2 separate regions of the Mus musculus genome follow, and region 1 is linked to region 2. The links are chromatin loops, found by intact Hi-C in ENCODE. Cell type or tissue: heart. All regions are shown on one strand. Each heading gives the region's core, and the rest is flanking DNA. Links, peaks and the distances in the headings are about the cores only.

What was found. Peaks named below come from ENCODE experiments on the same cell type or tissue, not always from the same donor. Only the 100,000 strongest peaks of a DNase experiment are listed, where the experiment ranks them.
Region 1: it touches region 2 in a loop (2.1-fold over the local background); 2 of 42 quality-filtered maps call a loop at or near these places.

What each region holds. Positions count from the first base shown.
Region 1 is chr1:138,343,447-138,350,930 of GRCm38, reverse strand. No RefSeq gene overlaps it. Among named protein-coding and RNA genes, the nearest start is that of Atp6v1g3, 73 kb to the right of the region's middle. In heart, for the core only: no CTCF peak of the experiment used is centred there; DNase peaks (open chromatin) are centred at 2,310 and 3,820.
Region 2 is chr1:138,502,988-138,510,471 of GRCm38, reverse strand. The region is part of intron 7 of Nek7 (NIMA (never in mitosis gene a)-related expressed kinase 7); the gene reads left to right. Among named protein-coding and RNA genes, the nearest start is that of Nek7, 110 kb to the left of the region's middle. In heart, for the core only: no CTCF peak of the experiment used is centred there; a DNase peak (open chromatin) is centred at 3,341; H3K4me3 peaks cover 307 bases.

The sequences.
Region 1 (7,484 bases), core at 861-5,860, 160 kb after region 2:
GTGTGTGCCCGTGATACTAAACATAGTATTTCTCACATTTTCTTCATTATTTATACATGTGTATGCTATGTATTATATATACATGTTCATCCATAATATGTATTACACATATGTGTGTGCCCATGTGTGCACATGATACTAAACTTATAATATTTCTCACATTTTCTTCGTTTATACATGTGTATGTTATGTATTATATATACATGTTCATCCATAATATGTATTACACATGTGTGTGCCCGTGTGTGCACGTGATACTAAACTTATAGTATTTCTCACATTTTCTTCATTTATACATGTGTATGTTATGTATTATATATACATGTTCATCCATAATATGTATTACACATATGTGTGTGCCCGTGTGTGCACGTGATACTAAACTTTAAGGTTCCCAGATGCAGGAGTGATGGTGCGCTTAACAAGAGCCTCCTCCAGGAGAACGTAGTCCAGTTCCTACACTTCCTGCTTAGCGGGTGGAGGCAGGGAGCACTGTATGGCTGAGAGTATGCAGACAGATGTGCTCTGCAAACGTAGCTTTCAGGGTGCTCATTTAGCTGAAAGAACTTTTCAAGCTTCGGGGAATAAGGAGAAGCAGGCCATTGCATAGAACCACTTTCAAGTTACCGGAGAGCAGCAGGCAGAAGCAAACTGTGAGTGGTATAGCGGTATACGTCACTTTTCCATCTGAAGGCGCTCCAGGGTTTGAGTAAAGAAAATGACCTGGGCTAGAATTTATTCAGCTGAGTAAGGTGGGATAAAAGTCTGTAACAGATCTGAGGGTGTTCACTAGCTGACACCTCACCTTTAGCAAGTCTGATGAGTCTCTTGTGGTTGTTTCTGGGTTGAACTTACAAAATTTGATCTACCCAAGTGGTGTCTCTACATCTCAAATTTTATTACTCATTGCCCATATTGTCTTGGGTTTCTGTGCTTCATAGTCTATTTGATCTTTTGAGCCTATACATTTGTTTCAATCTCTCTACTGGTGGCTGAATTAAAAAAAAAAACAGAGCAGTAATACTCAATGGAAAATCCATTTTTCAGATTTGCTACAGTGCAGGAGTAGAGGGCACACGTAAGTCTAACAGGCAGCCTTTGTGATGTGTTCAGCAGGAGAGGGTTTAGGAAGTTAAAATCAGTAATTTCATAGGCACTGAGGTTATGCAACAACTGGTTAAAATCATTGCATATGATGAAGAGTTGGCATATTTATGCATTACATATGAATATATTCATTTACATATAATATTCATATAGAAATGAATATTATATATCATGTATATAAATGAATACAACCTACTCAGCCTATATAATATTACTTGTATACATATGTTTTCAGGGTCGGGCATTTGGTATTAGATAATCAATTGGTTTATTTCTTTACCTATTTTTCTTCTCTGAGACTATTTCTTTTACTCTCTCACAGAATTCCTTAGTTGTGTGTTGTGTACGGTTGAGGCCAGTAAGCCCCTGTCCCCTGAGTTAACAATACACCTTGAGGTCATATAATACTATGACTGCCATCCTACTGTGTACTTGGCCTGCTTGCTTAACTTGATTTAAGAGAACAAAAGAACACCCAACTTTATTTGCTTTGGATTTCCAATATAATCACCTTTTACAACCTACACTAGTGCATAGCTGTAATCTTAAATTATGTACTGTTCCATGCCCCTGACCCAGAGAACAGTGTGTGTGTGTGTGTTTGTGTTATGATAATCATTTGTTGAAAACAGCAAATATGTCAAAAGAGACCTTATGCTACAAATACTTGCCATAAATGTTGGAAACAGCATAGAGATATTGTTTGATACACGGTATGTTGGCAGTATTGTCTGTCACATGGCTCAGTTGAACTCTGTGATATTTTTGCTTATAAAACTTTGCTAAAGATTTCTGTAAAGTATCTCTTATACCCCCCCTCCCCCGCTCCAGTGAGAGACATGAGCCAAACACTTAGACATTAGGCAGCATACATAAACACATATCAGACAGACTAGGGACAAACCAGAAAGTAGAAGCTACCTAAGACCAATGTATTTTTCCCTGCACAAAGAGGATTTTCTTCCGGTGAGGTAAAGGTGAATGCAGAGTGTTTGCAAAATGCCCTGAGACCGTCAGAGCAATAGCACAAGGAAGTAAGTACCTATCAGATTGGGTATAATACCGTCTTCCCAGGGCAGTGACTTAGAAAGAGAGGGCTTGGGACTGTTAAAGGGGTGTGCGTGGCAGGATGTGGTCAGCTGGCTTTTGTGCTCTTTGTAGACTCTGTGAGTCAAGTGTGAGTCATGTCATGAGAAGTCTGTGTGGAATCTAACGAACAGCCCCAGGGAATGGCAGGAACCCAAAAGCAAAGCGTGTTCATGGGGGAGCTGAGTTCTACTTCTCATGGAGAAGCTAGTGAGTAAGGGCCAGAAGCCTCGCTGTGACCTGTCCTTCATCTGTACAGTGAGCAGATTAACCTCCATCAGCAGGAGGCCTGATGTGTTTGACTTTATGTAAGTGTTGGGAATCAATGAGGAAAATCTAAACAATAGTATCCAGGAGACTAAGCACAGCTCACCACACTGAGGTCCGAGCTAGCTGACTGAGGGGTGTTGACTGTTTCTGAAAAAAAAAATGGTAGTACCTGTAATTATTAACTGATTTATTTTTTTTCTCCCACTAGAGGAGACATCATCACGAAGTAGGAAGATGTAAAGCAATTAGAAATATTCTCTGGCACCGTGTCAGCAGCCCTCCTGGCTCGTCTTCTCTAATTAAATATGAAATGTTGTAAAGTGGCTCATTCTTGCAAGTTTTCTCTTTTATTTCAATGGTGTCCATACACACTAGAAGAAAGAAAAAAAAACCCATAGGCATAAGGGTTCAAATTGACCAATCTGTAGATGCTCAGAATTGAATTTGGGTGAAAACAGTTCTAAGTTTCCAATAATTCAATATATTTCTTTTAACATTAGCTAGAAATGGCCATGTAGTTCAAGATGCCAAATGCACTCAGTATGGAGGGAGGACACTGATTATTTTAATGGATTTGTTTAAAAATGTATAGTGTTTTCTGCTTATTCAGGAAAAAATCTAACGATTTCATTCACTATCAGGAAGAAAAAAAGCAATGCATATGTTATATATTTATATACCCACAATAGATCACAACCACAGAAGTAGTCAATACCATGGATGACAGCTGGACACAGCTACATAACTGGTGAAACAGAATACCCTGCAGAGTGAAGTTGCTCAGACTGGAGACTGATGCTCCTGTGTGAGAATGGCCCTTCCTCCTCCAGTAGAATTCTATTAGCTATAAAATAATTTCTGAAAAAAAATTATGTTTGAAATTTATGGAACTTAAGTTTTTAAAATTTTCCCACTTGCTTTTACATCAAAAGCAAATCATAAGCTAAATTTATTGAGGTTAGATTTTTGAATTTTGAGAGGAGAATACTGCTATGGAGTAAAATTTAGTTTTGTGTAAATCTCAAAAGTTGAGGGGTTATTTTAAAGAGCATGGCTATAAGGAGTGTTCCATGAGCAGTTTGATGGGGAATGCCCATTGCTACATATTGCAGGAGAAAGACTTTTGGAGTTAACATCTGTTTCTTCATTCAACTTTTACCTTAAAAAAAACCAACCCACTAGTTTTCAGAAGGGGAACCAGGACGCATGTGCCTGTGAATTAATGCAACTTATTCTCATCATTCGCTATTGCTGTGAATCTTCCCAAAGTAAGCGAGCATCCACAAGCGCTGAGGAAGAAGTCATAGAGTATCGAGTGTCTTTGTTTTCTTCCACCTAGCTGGAGGAAGGCTGGCAAGCTCTCAGGATCAGGCACTCCCTCAAGATTGCAAGAGCTTCCTGGCTTGATACTGGCCAGAAATAACACCACAGAATGTTTTTTTACAATTCTACTTTTGGGTAAAAACAGGAAAGGGAGAGGCAGGTTGAAATTAAATTTAAAAATAATAAGATGGATATGAGCAGAAAGAAAATATAACCTTTTCTTTTCAGTTTGGGAAAAAATAAAAACGAACTCTGATCATCCAGATTGTTCACTTACGTGCTTTTGAGTAGGGGGATTATGGAGTGCTTTAAACATGTTCCAGGATTTCTCTTTACTTTTTCCCCACACGTGGGCTACTGAGCTAAGCTGACCGTTCCTCACTCACCTCTCGGACCTGGTAGTCACTCCACTGGAAAGACTCTCTGCTGTCTCAAGTGCTCGGTCGGAGCAGGCGAGGTGCTTGCACACTAAAGGGCCTTTGCATATTCTCAGGACTGAAACAATTGTTAATATTTGTAGTTGGCTATTACATTTCCCATCCCCATCCAATCAGTGGTTACTAAACATGGATCATTTATATAACTGCAAATGCTATGCCAAAGCGCTAAATCTAACATTTGACGGGCAGAAAAAAAATATTGTTATTGAGTACAACGTTATTTTTCAAACTCTGAAGGGGATAGCAGAGTAATATGAGGAGAACTCCCGATCTTTTGTCTTTCCATGCTTTCTTTCCGGTGTCCGTTGTCAGAGTGAAGGATAAACATTTTTTCCCCGTTTCAGACTATTGTGGTATCCTCCTGGATTCCCTTTGAAACGGTCCCCACTTCCCTCTGACACCATTGCTATCCTCTACCCAGCAGCGACCGTGGACCAGCAGCGGCACACGGCAGTAAACGCTCAGCTTTTTCTTCAAGGCTTTTCTAATTTTTAATTAAAAAGAAATGCTAGATTCTTGCTGATCACCCAGAGTGTGACTCTCCATGGTTACCTGTCACTCAAAGAGCTCCCGCTCTGAAGAATGCTAATTAGCCCCGCTAAAGCTCTGTAATTGAACTGGAGAGATGACTGAGGAAGTGCAGGTCTGCCTTCATTCAGAGCCCGCCTTGCCATCTAAATGGATGGAGCCATCCTGACAATGTGAAGACATAAAGGGAGAAGAGGAGGAGAAAGAAAAGCAACAACATTCCATCTGCCATTTTTTACTCTTAGTTTTTAAAGTAATTATCAAGATGTAACCTGGATACCGGAGTATGAATAACAAAAAAAAAAAAAAAAAAAAAAAAAAAGGTTTTCTTTAGCCTTCAGAGAATGAGCCTCACGGCCACCTGCTTGACAATGCTCCCTATCGTAGTGAATGCACTGAACTGTATAAAGATGAATCATTTGAAACAAATAGACGCATTAGGACATCAATGTGGATAGCCAGAGTGATGTTAGGCGGATGCTTGGGAGAAAATAGATTTCATTTGAATCGGGGTAGGATTCGGATCTGATAGTTGACCTTGCAGGAATGCTTGGTTATTTTTGGAGTACAGGAACAGAAATCTGTGCCATTGCAATGTCCCTCATACCTACCAGCTTGGTGTTCAGATCCCATCCGTGAGCTAGAAAACCTTAACCCATCACTGAGTTAGAGAAACAAAGCTGGTGTGGACCTGTTCTAAAGTTTTCATCTCCTCTTAGTCTGGTTTTTAAATATTCAAGTGACAAATCTGAAGTCGACAAGGGATAGTCTAGTTGACATGATAGGACAGCCCGTTTAATATTGTCACGGAATTGCGGCTTGGACATGCTAGGACCTTAACATATGAGAATTAAAATATTAGCCACATTGAACTCTAGCAGACTTTATTGGAGCCAAGAACAGTCTGCACACTGGGATCCTGTGATTGAGGGCTGTGCTCATAATCAGGGGATGTTGATGCTCAGGAAACAGGAAGTGGGTCCCCAAACAGCTTAACTGATTCCAGGTGGGCTTTGCTGTTTTGAATGGGGTCTCATTAGCTGGTCGCCTGTGACTTGAAGAAGTTTGATGGCTATGATTAGCTGAGAGTCATAAAAGATATACCCATAACTCAGCCTTTCTACTCATGCCTGTTGGGGGTAGTTAACTATGCCGAGAGACTCAAAGTAAGGTAGTATCCTCAGGCAGTACTGTGTCCAACAACTATCACAGGCACTCAGGCTTGGAAACCAAGGCGTTAGAGAAGCAGTCGAAGCTCCAAGCCATGCAGGGAATCACAGGGCTCTCAACCCAAGCTTATCATTTCAGGGGATAGATAAATGTGATTTGGTTCTAGGTAAGAGAGTGAACAGAGTAAGATCCACTGGATTGGAGTAATTTATCTTTTCTTTGTTCCATTGCAGGGTCTGTACGGACAACAGTGCTTGGTACCTTTCCTATGTGCTTGCTGTCCTTCATATGTGCTTGGGACCTTTAGTATGTTTGTTGAGTGAATGAATGAATGAATGAATGAACAAGCATATTCTTAGACCACTTGACTTCTCCAGAGAATGCTCAGATATTTGAAAGGTTAAACCATCCCATCAGATGATTTTCCCTTCCCTTCCTTCCTTCGTTTCTTCCTTTGTTTCTCCCTCCCTTCCCCCTCTCCTTCCTTGTTTCTTTCTTTTCTTTCTCTTGTTCATGCTGGCAGTGAATCAGTGCCCAAGTTAAACTGGGTATGGTGACTTTGACAAATCTCTTTTAATAGAAAGACTGGAAACCGCTGTTACCATAACTTATCTAGCCACGGTGTGGTAGACTAGTGCCTTTCTCTGGTGGGGAAGGGGTTAGAACACTCTTAAGCAACAAACGTGTGAAGCCTAACATGAGAATAAGAGAGACAGACAAAACCGCATTCCAGGGCCACTGAGTTGCTGCCATAGCCCAGGCACACAATTGTTTTATGTCATGCTTACAATAAACTCATACTTGTGACATTATCTGCATGTCCTTACAGAAAAGAAAAGTGTCTCTGGATGTAATAAAATAGACTTCTTGGGGTAATAAAGATATGAATGAAAGGACTACTCCTTAAACCCAAGTGCTTTTTTTCTTATAGCTATGTTCTCTTTAGAACACTATTTTAGTTCAGTTTCTAACTACAGTTGCCTGGTTCGCATGTAAATCCATACAACTCAAAATTGATTTTTCACAAGTCCTCAGAGAGTTGGTAATTCCCATCAGACTTGAGTAATTTTATCTACTAAGTCTGGGTCTTGATACTTTCCTGGTGCTAACAGAAGATTTCTCTAAAATGGTGTAAATTGTGCAGGATATGGAAGGGGGTTACATCTAGAATCATCTGGGAGATGGCCCGCTGGGCATACCTGTGGAGAGTTATCTTGATTGCATTCCTTGAGATGAGAAGATCTGGTTCATAGAGGTAGGACTACGAAGTGGCTGGGATCCTAGATTGTGTACAAGATAACATGTGCTTGCTGTCCTCTGCTTCTTGACTAAGGAAACAAAGTGACTCACTCCCTCATGCTCCTGCTCCTGTGACTCATCCACCGTGATGGACAGCAGCCTAGCAGTGAGAGTCAGAATAAGCCTCGGCCCTTCCTTCCTTCCTTGGGTTGCTTTTGTCAGGGTATTTATCACAGAATCAAGACAAACAAAATATGACCCACCTAAGAAAGTGAGAGCCAATGGGCCAGAGAGATAGGAGCTCTCAGCCCTTACAGGATG
Region 2 (7,484 bases), core at 1,190-6,189:
GGTGGTACATAGGTCTTTGGTTTCCTTGTTTGGACTTAATTCTCACAGGGACTTACTTTCCCATTATAACAGCACTTGGTGACATTTTTCTTGCACATTTTATGGTTTTCTGACTGTTCGACCTGGAATTACCTAACCTAGTCTGCTATGGAACATAGTTTGCTTTCTCTCACTCCTGGTTGCCCATGCCCCTTTGAGAATTAGGAAAAATTAAAACAAAGCCAGGAGCTGAGGCTCTGGACAGGTTTTGTATCAAAGGGTGAGCTGAACTAAAAGTGTTAATGTGGGTGAATTTATGTAGAAGAATAAAATATAGTTTTGCATTAAAACATATTATATCTCTTGTCACCCCAGAGTACTTTGAAGCCTGCACTTGGTCTTTGGGGTACTACTCCCCCAACACACACACACACACACACACACACACACACACACACACACACACACACACAGAGCAGCCCTGATTCTGTATTGTCTTCAGTTCAGCATTTGGTTTGGGGATTGCATGATGACGAAGAGCCCAGCAATAATGCTCAGAGATAAAGGAAAAATGCCTCGTTTCATCTTATATTTGTGCAGGATTTATTTTTGTGTCATCGCTGTAGCTATTCCAGACAACCCATAATGAATTTTTTTTTAATGGGAGTAGTTGTAAATGAAGTGGGAGTCATGTGTGGCCTTAAGGAGTGTTCATCTTTCTAAACTAGGATACCCTGAGCATAGAAGTTTGCTGGTGGCTCCCCTGAATAACTGACCCCGGAGACGGCTCTCTGGATCAGTGCATCTTCCGTTATCCCTTATGCTAATCACTATGGTTGAGCAATCTACACAGTTAATATAAACATTTTTACTCATCAAGCTTTAAAAAGTCTGGACTAAACGTCACATGATCTGTTAACTGTTTTCAGCCTCCCTTCAGTTCGCCCACTTGGGAAATATGGATAATTACTTAGATTCATGTCAGGGATGGCCAAGCAGAAGCTCACACAAGTTAGGGAAAAATCATAGTTTTTCTATAACATGTGTTATTCATCCGAAAGTGAGCACATTAGCCTCCCCTACTCTCCTACCTCCCATTCTCCGCACCAAAACCAAACCAAACCAAACCAAACCAAACCCAACCCAACCCAACCCAACCCAAACCAAACCAAACCAAACCAAACCAAACCAAAACCAAACCAAACCAAACCAAACCAAACCAAGGAAACCTTCACAGAATGATGGGTTGAGCTCTCAGACATCACACATGTTTAAGCCCTGTATGATTTGCTGTGCCCCTCAGTGTGTCCTGTGGATCTCATAGTGTGTCCTCGGCACACTATGAATTAAGAGAATTAAGTTCTCACTCTGCCACAGAAAGCAGGAATCTTTACCACACTAGTACCTTTCCTGTTGCTGCCTTCAGAGACCACCACAAACGTAGTGGGATCACACAGTAGAACTGGATTATATTGCAGTTTCATAGATCCCATGCCCAGGCTCATCTCGGTGAGATACCTTTACGTCCCCTGCAAGGCTCCTGCGAGCTGTAGGTCACCATCTGTTTTGTGTCTACTTAGGGTTCCTGGCAGGACTCAGCTTTTTGGTTACATCTGTGGTCCCCATTTCTTAACTGCCTGTTGGTTAAAGGCCATTCCCACCTTCTAGAAACAGATTCTATTCCTTGGCCATGATATGAGCCTCTCTCACACTTGGCATCTCTCCTGTTCTCTGGTGCCTTTTGGGGGGGGGGGTTATCTAGGGTAATCTGTATTATAATGTGTGACTTTACATCTGCAATGTACCCTTTGCCTGGTGCATAATGCAAACAAATGTAACAGCAGTAGAAGGAGCACACACCGTCGTTCTGTCCATCCATCCATTGTGCTTTTGGTGAAAGAATGGTTTAATAGTATTATCTTAATTATTGAAAAGGAGTGATTTTCTTTCTTTTTTTTCTTTTCTTTTCTTTTGGGGGGAGGACAGGGGGGGTAGTGACACAGGTTTGTGATATGTAAATAGTTATTCCAAGAAGTTGATATTCAGGCCACGGGGCCTTCTCACTTCATCGGCAGATATGTTTCTCAGGGTCTTACCCTTTCATGCTCTGGGATAGAGGAAAAGAGAGGGGGGAAAAAAGCAACAGGAGAAAAGCCCAATTTGGAAAATCAATCCAAGATACAGATCTCACCACATTGCATGCTCCGGTATGTCATTGAGGTGGTTATCTGCTGCTTGAGGAAGTGTACTTACTAATACATAACTGCTGCGGCGAGAACACAGAGCAGCAGGGTGCACTGACGTTTGCATGGGGCGTGTGTGCCTTCATAATGACCCCAGGAGAGGAATGATGGAGAGGAGTTTTCTGCGTGCACTTTCGTAGTTGGTGCATGCATTTGTTCTGTATTCTAAAATGAGATGGATTTTTAAATCTAACTTGACTGCACCAATATTGGTGTCTATGCCAGACAAAAACTTGAACCCCCCTGGGAGAAACTGTGTTGCTGTTGTGTCATAGGACAGCCTGAAGTGGTGTTTATCTTTCAAAGGGAGACGGGCATCTCTCTGGTTCTGTGATGCTATGGGCAGAGTAAATGCATGCTTAGCGTTCGGGAATTTCACACTGGAGTCTCTGGAGTTTACCATTCGTGTTTCCCACACTGTTTCCAAGCGTGAGGCATCCTCTGATTTCAGCTCAGAAAATGAGTGTCTCTGAAGAAGGCATTACCACAGGTTCCTGTCTGGTGCCAGGTGCCACCTGTGGCCACGCACTTGTTGTCCCCACACCTTTCCTGGCTCCTCTCCATGAGTCCGTCTTTGCTGTGCCCTCGAATTGTGCGGGGCGGTGTCGGGTGTAGAGGCAGCATATGTTCTGCCAGTCCTCGAGGCCACCTCCACTGGTTTATTTTTAACTTCCAGTCCTTTCTCGACTTAAGTAATTGCTCCTTGAAGAAGCTATTATCTGTTTGAAGCTCTGCACATTTAACCTCTCAGCCACCATAACAAGTGTTTAGTTAAAACAACCACAGTACTGTAGCATAGTACAATTTGCATGTGCAGCCCTCTGCATTTCCAGCTTTTTCTGCCCGTTTCTCTTCTTTTGTGGTTTGGGGAGGTATAAACATTTTTAGTTACGGTTCACAGTCATCAGTTTAATGAGGTAACTGTCTGCTAAATGGACTTGAATTCCAGGCTGCCAGGGTGAGTCTTCTATCCTTGGCAACTTGCCTGACCAGGCAGACCTCTTTACTGATTGAAGTACGGCATCTCAGACAGCTCCTTGAAACAAGCCCTGCGTGGCTCTACTGTGGACCCAGAGCTTTAAGGATCTGCTCTGTTTAATTCCCATCTCTCAGACCTAGAACAGTGTGTGCCACAGGCAGCACCTGAACATTTGCTAAGCCAGTCAGATGACACACACAGTGACTTTGGATACTGGACACACAGTGCAGTGTCCAGAACAGAGAAGCAGTGAAATCCACTGGGTCTTCCTTCCGTGGTGTCCAAAGTGTCATCAAGAATGCCTGGCAGAATACAGATTTTATTTTCTGAATGTCTTTTACAGAAGAAATACTGATCCAGATATCCCAAGTTGACCTCAGATTATACTCGTAATAATGAAATAAATTTGGTCTCTTTCCATTCTGTCTGCCAGCAGCATTTCTGGCTGACTCATAAGTACAAAGGAGGAAATTAAAAAAGGAAATGAGTGCTTTGTCTCTCATTTATGTATTTAAATCAAACTATGGTTAAGTTGACTTGTGTCTTTTAGCTTTCCCAGCAAGGACTGTTCAAGGCATTCTCTTCTGCAGTTCACTCTGACTCTGAGAATAAAGAAGCAGCCTTGCTGGGCTGAATGGGCTTATTGCTCTTAGAACAGTCTCATTTGGCTGACCTAGAGAACAGCTCTTAAAAAGCACCATATCGTTTTTTTATCGTCTAATTTCCATATGGATTTTTAAAGAGTTTTTAACCCACATCTTAGAGATAGCTCATTTTACAAGCTATCCGTTCTCATAGTTAAGGAAAATGAATAAAAGTAGGCCAAGGAGGACCAAGCCAAAGATCTCAGTGGGTAAGCGTGCTTGCAGCCATGCCTGGCTGGCCGACTTCAGTCCCAAGACTCAACATGGTGGAAGAAAAGAATGAGTTCCTTCAAGTTGTCCTCTGATTTCCACATGTGCACTGTGATGTGTGTATATGTACACACACATACACACACACTCACACACACTCACACACACACACTCACACATACACATACACTAGATGAGTGAAAAGAAGAGAGTATAGCTAGAGGCAAAGGATGAAACACATCCCCAGCTTTTGACCAGTTCTTTGTTGCTTCCTTGATTAAAAGCACAAAGACAGAATCCAGCATCCGATCGTATAATAAAGTAAATTTCCTTATGCTAGGTTTTCTCTTTGTCCAAGTCTGCGGAGATTAAAGTGCTAAGTTTTTTAGCTAACTAACCTATTGAAAACATTCTGCATTATGGTTCATGCTAAAGAAATGTCCCCACGTTAGTTACAGCTTCCAGGATAGCACCTTGACAGCAGGATCCGTTGACATCCTTGAGCTTATTGTGAAACTTCTAAAAAACCTAGTCACTTTATTCAGAGTAAATTTTAAGGAGTATTTACTTTTTATGAAGTATGTACCATGTACGACACTTCTCATACAGCTAGGTCAGCTTGTGTCAGGAAAGGGTTTCATTTTTACAGTTGAAAGATTGTCATGGTACACTATTAGTGTAGATTAAAGAAAGGTCAGATAACATTTTCAGTTGTTGGCAGTTTTCTTCTGAAGCCGAGCCTTTTCATTTGAAAAACAAAAAACAAAAACCATCCCTCCCCTACCTACGTCTGTTACTCATGTCAGGAGGCTGAAAAGGCATAAGCATCTCCTCTTGCAGAATGCATTCTCATCTTGCCCATAACCATACATTCTTGGAAGATAAGTAGAGTTGTGCATCACGCTGCCTTGGGTGCCTCCATATGTCACAGTCTGCCTGATTGCTTTAGTATCTGGTCCTCTCACTCCATGATTCTCTTTCTTTGTACAGATGTTTAAAAAGTCACAAATTCTTCAGGCAACAGTCAAAAAAAAAAAAAAAAAAACCAACAACAAAACAAAACCAAAAAAAAACAGCTGCTATGGAGTTTATAGAAAAGATTTTAGGAAATAATTATGTCTCCACTAAGTTGAAATATTGAAAGCACAGCAGTACATTTAAATGCACTGCAAATGTTCGTAAGCCCTTTAAAAGCGTAGTTCTGTCTGTTTGAAAGAGAGGATAAGGATGTCTGTGATGTGATGGAGCAGGGCATCTTTGCTCAGCTCAGCCTGCAGTCCAGGTGGATCCAGAGCTGAGGGGCACATTAGGGAACATGTTGGAGAGAGACTCCATCCGGAGGCTCCCTCTCAGGCCTCTGGTCACCAGGGACTATACATCTGCCCATTTGCCAGTAGTGTGGAATGCAAACTTCTCTGCTGACTGTTGGAAGTGTGCTGTGGAAGGAGGTGGGTAGCATGCTTGGGTCTGTGCTGTAATATATTCTCAGGAAGCCTTTGCGATAAAACATGCAGGAACAGTTGGAAGGTGCTCATTGTTTAGATGGAGAACCAGCATTTAAAACCATAGTGCAGGGTCTGTAACTTCACGCTGACCCTCAGCAGCAGCGCTACCGAGGATGTTCCTCTCCACTAAATCGTCATTTAAAGTGTGGTTTGGAGCTCCTCGTCATTCTTTCTCTGTGCGTCCTTCACTTGCGGGGTGCTGTCGGTGAGCTGGGCTGCTGTTTCGGTGAAGGTGTTATGCTGGGCTGAGGCTAATCTCTGTAAAGTGTTAGCATTTGTTCATCCTCTTCCCTGTCATCAATCTTTCACACTTATATCAAACCCCTAACGTATCAGCAGGCTTCCCAGAGCTCCTGGTTAAAATTACCTTTGCTTTCTGTAAACTCTGAACCTTCAAGCTTGGTGTTTCCAGCCACCCCCTGTGGTTTCCAGGAAGCCTCTCTCTGCGTCCCTCCCTGCCAGCCCTCCCCTTTATGTCCTGTATCCAGAAGCCTGTGAGGAGCTATCTCATTATTGCAACTACACCCACCAGCCTTCCTTCAGCAGAGGAAGCGTATACATCTAGCCAGTAATTGGAGTTGCTTATGCAAACTATGAGGAGGTGGTCTGAGCTGTGGACGTTACAGGCTTGTGTTGATTTCCCACAATAATGACACTTTGAAGCTACGTTACCTCCCCCCCCCACACACACACACCCTGAACAACTCCTTCCTCTGATACTACTGAAATATGCAAACTTGCCTTCAAGGTGTAAGCTACAATTAACTGATTTCTTGGAGTTCCTAAGGTTTCCCCCTTATTTGTCTCTCAGAGAAGTTCGGATTTCCTTTAAAGTTTGATCTTCTTGCTTCGTCAGATTCACTTGTTCTCTTCTGTATGTGATTGACTCGTGACTCTTAGGTCCATACTGGTAAGGACTATCTATTTACTGAAAATGGATTCCGTTCTGGGTAATACTGATGCGTCCACGCTCAGCACAGTTGAGGTGCCACACAGATCTTAGAACATAACTTTATTCTGTTGCTGACTAATGCTTCCAAGGATGGTGCTTTGATGATCGGTGTGCCTCTTAATAGTGTTTCTGATTGAAGTCCCCTTTATAGTACTGTGAATTATCTCTTTAAGATTTATACCAAATACCTAGTTTGGTTTGTTTAAGTTATAGAACAACTAGAAATACCCTTTCTCCACGAGCAGTGGTATATTGTTATTGCAGGTTGCCTTTGGTAAATAAGATTCATGAACACCAAGTGCAAACCTTGATTTGCTGTCTACCGAAGAGAGCTGTAAACTAATAATGGTGACTTAATAGTGAGACATTTGAAAGTAAAGGTATTTACTTTGAAAGTCACTTAAATGTTTTTACTCTACGAAGTGTAATATACATGATTTTGTTTTCTTAAAAATATTGTTAGCATTTTAAAAATATAGCCACAAAAGAGTAGAAAGAAAATGTACGTTGAAATAAAACCAACAAGTATCCTAACGATCCTTAAAAGTCTTTGTAAGAGCAGGAATTAGGGTCGTTTGGCATCAGTGCTAAGGCCCTGTTCTTAGGCTAGCACATCTTCTGGCTTGTGACAGTCTCTCTCCTCCCTGCACAGTGACTAGGCACAACATCAGCAGTTTGATCCTGTGTGTCAGGAGCCAGGACTGTGTCCTCAGGGCTGTGTTTATAGAAGCGGGCTGAGCATGTTGTGTTTATGTATACTTTTCATGAATCTTACCTAATATTTAACCTAAAATATTATTATGTTCAGTTATTTGAGATAGAGAAGCCATATTGAAACCAGCAAAATCCCATGTGAATCCTTTGCATAACTTTCTCAGAAAAAAAAAATTTTTTTTTTCATTTTGTCTTTAAATTCTCCTTGGATTGATCCAGGGAGACAATAATGAGTTTAAGCTCCCACACTGTTTTATT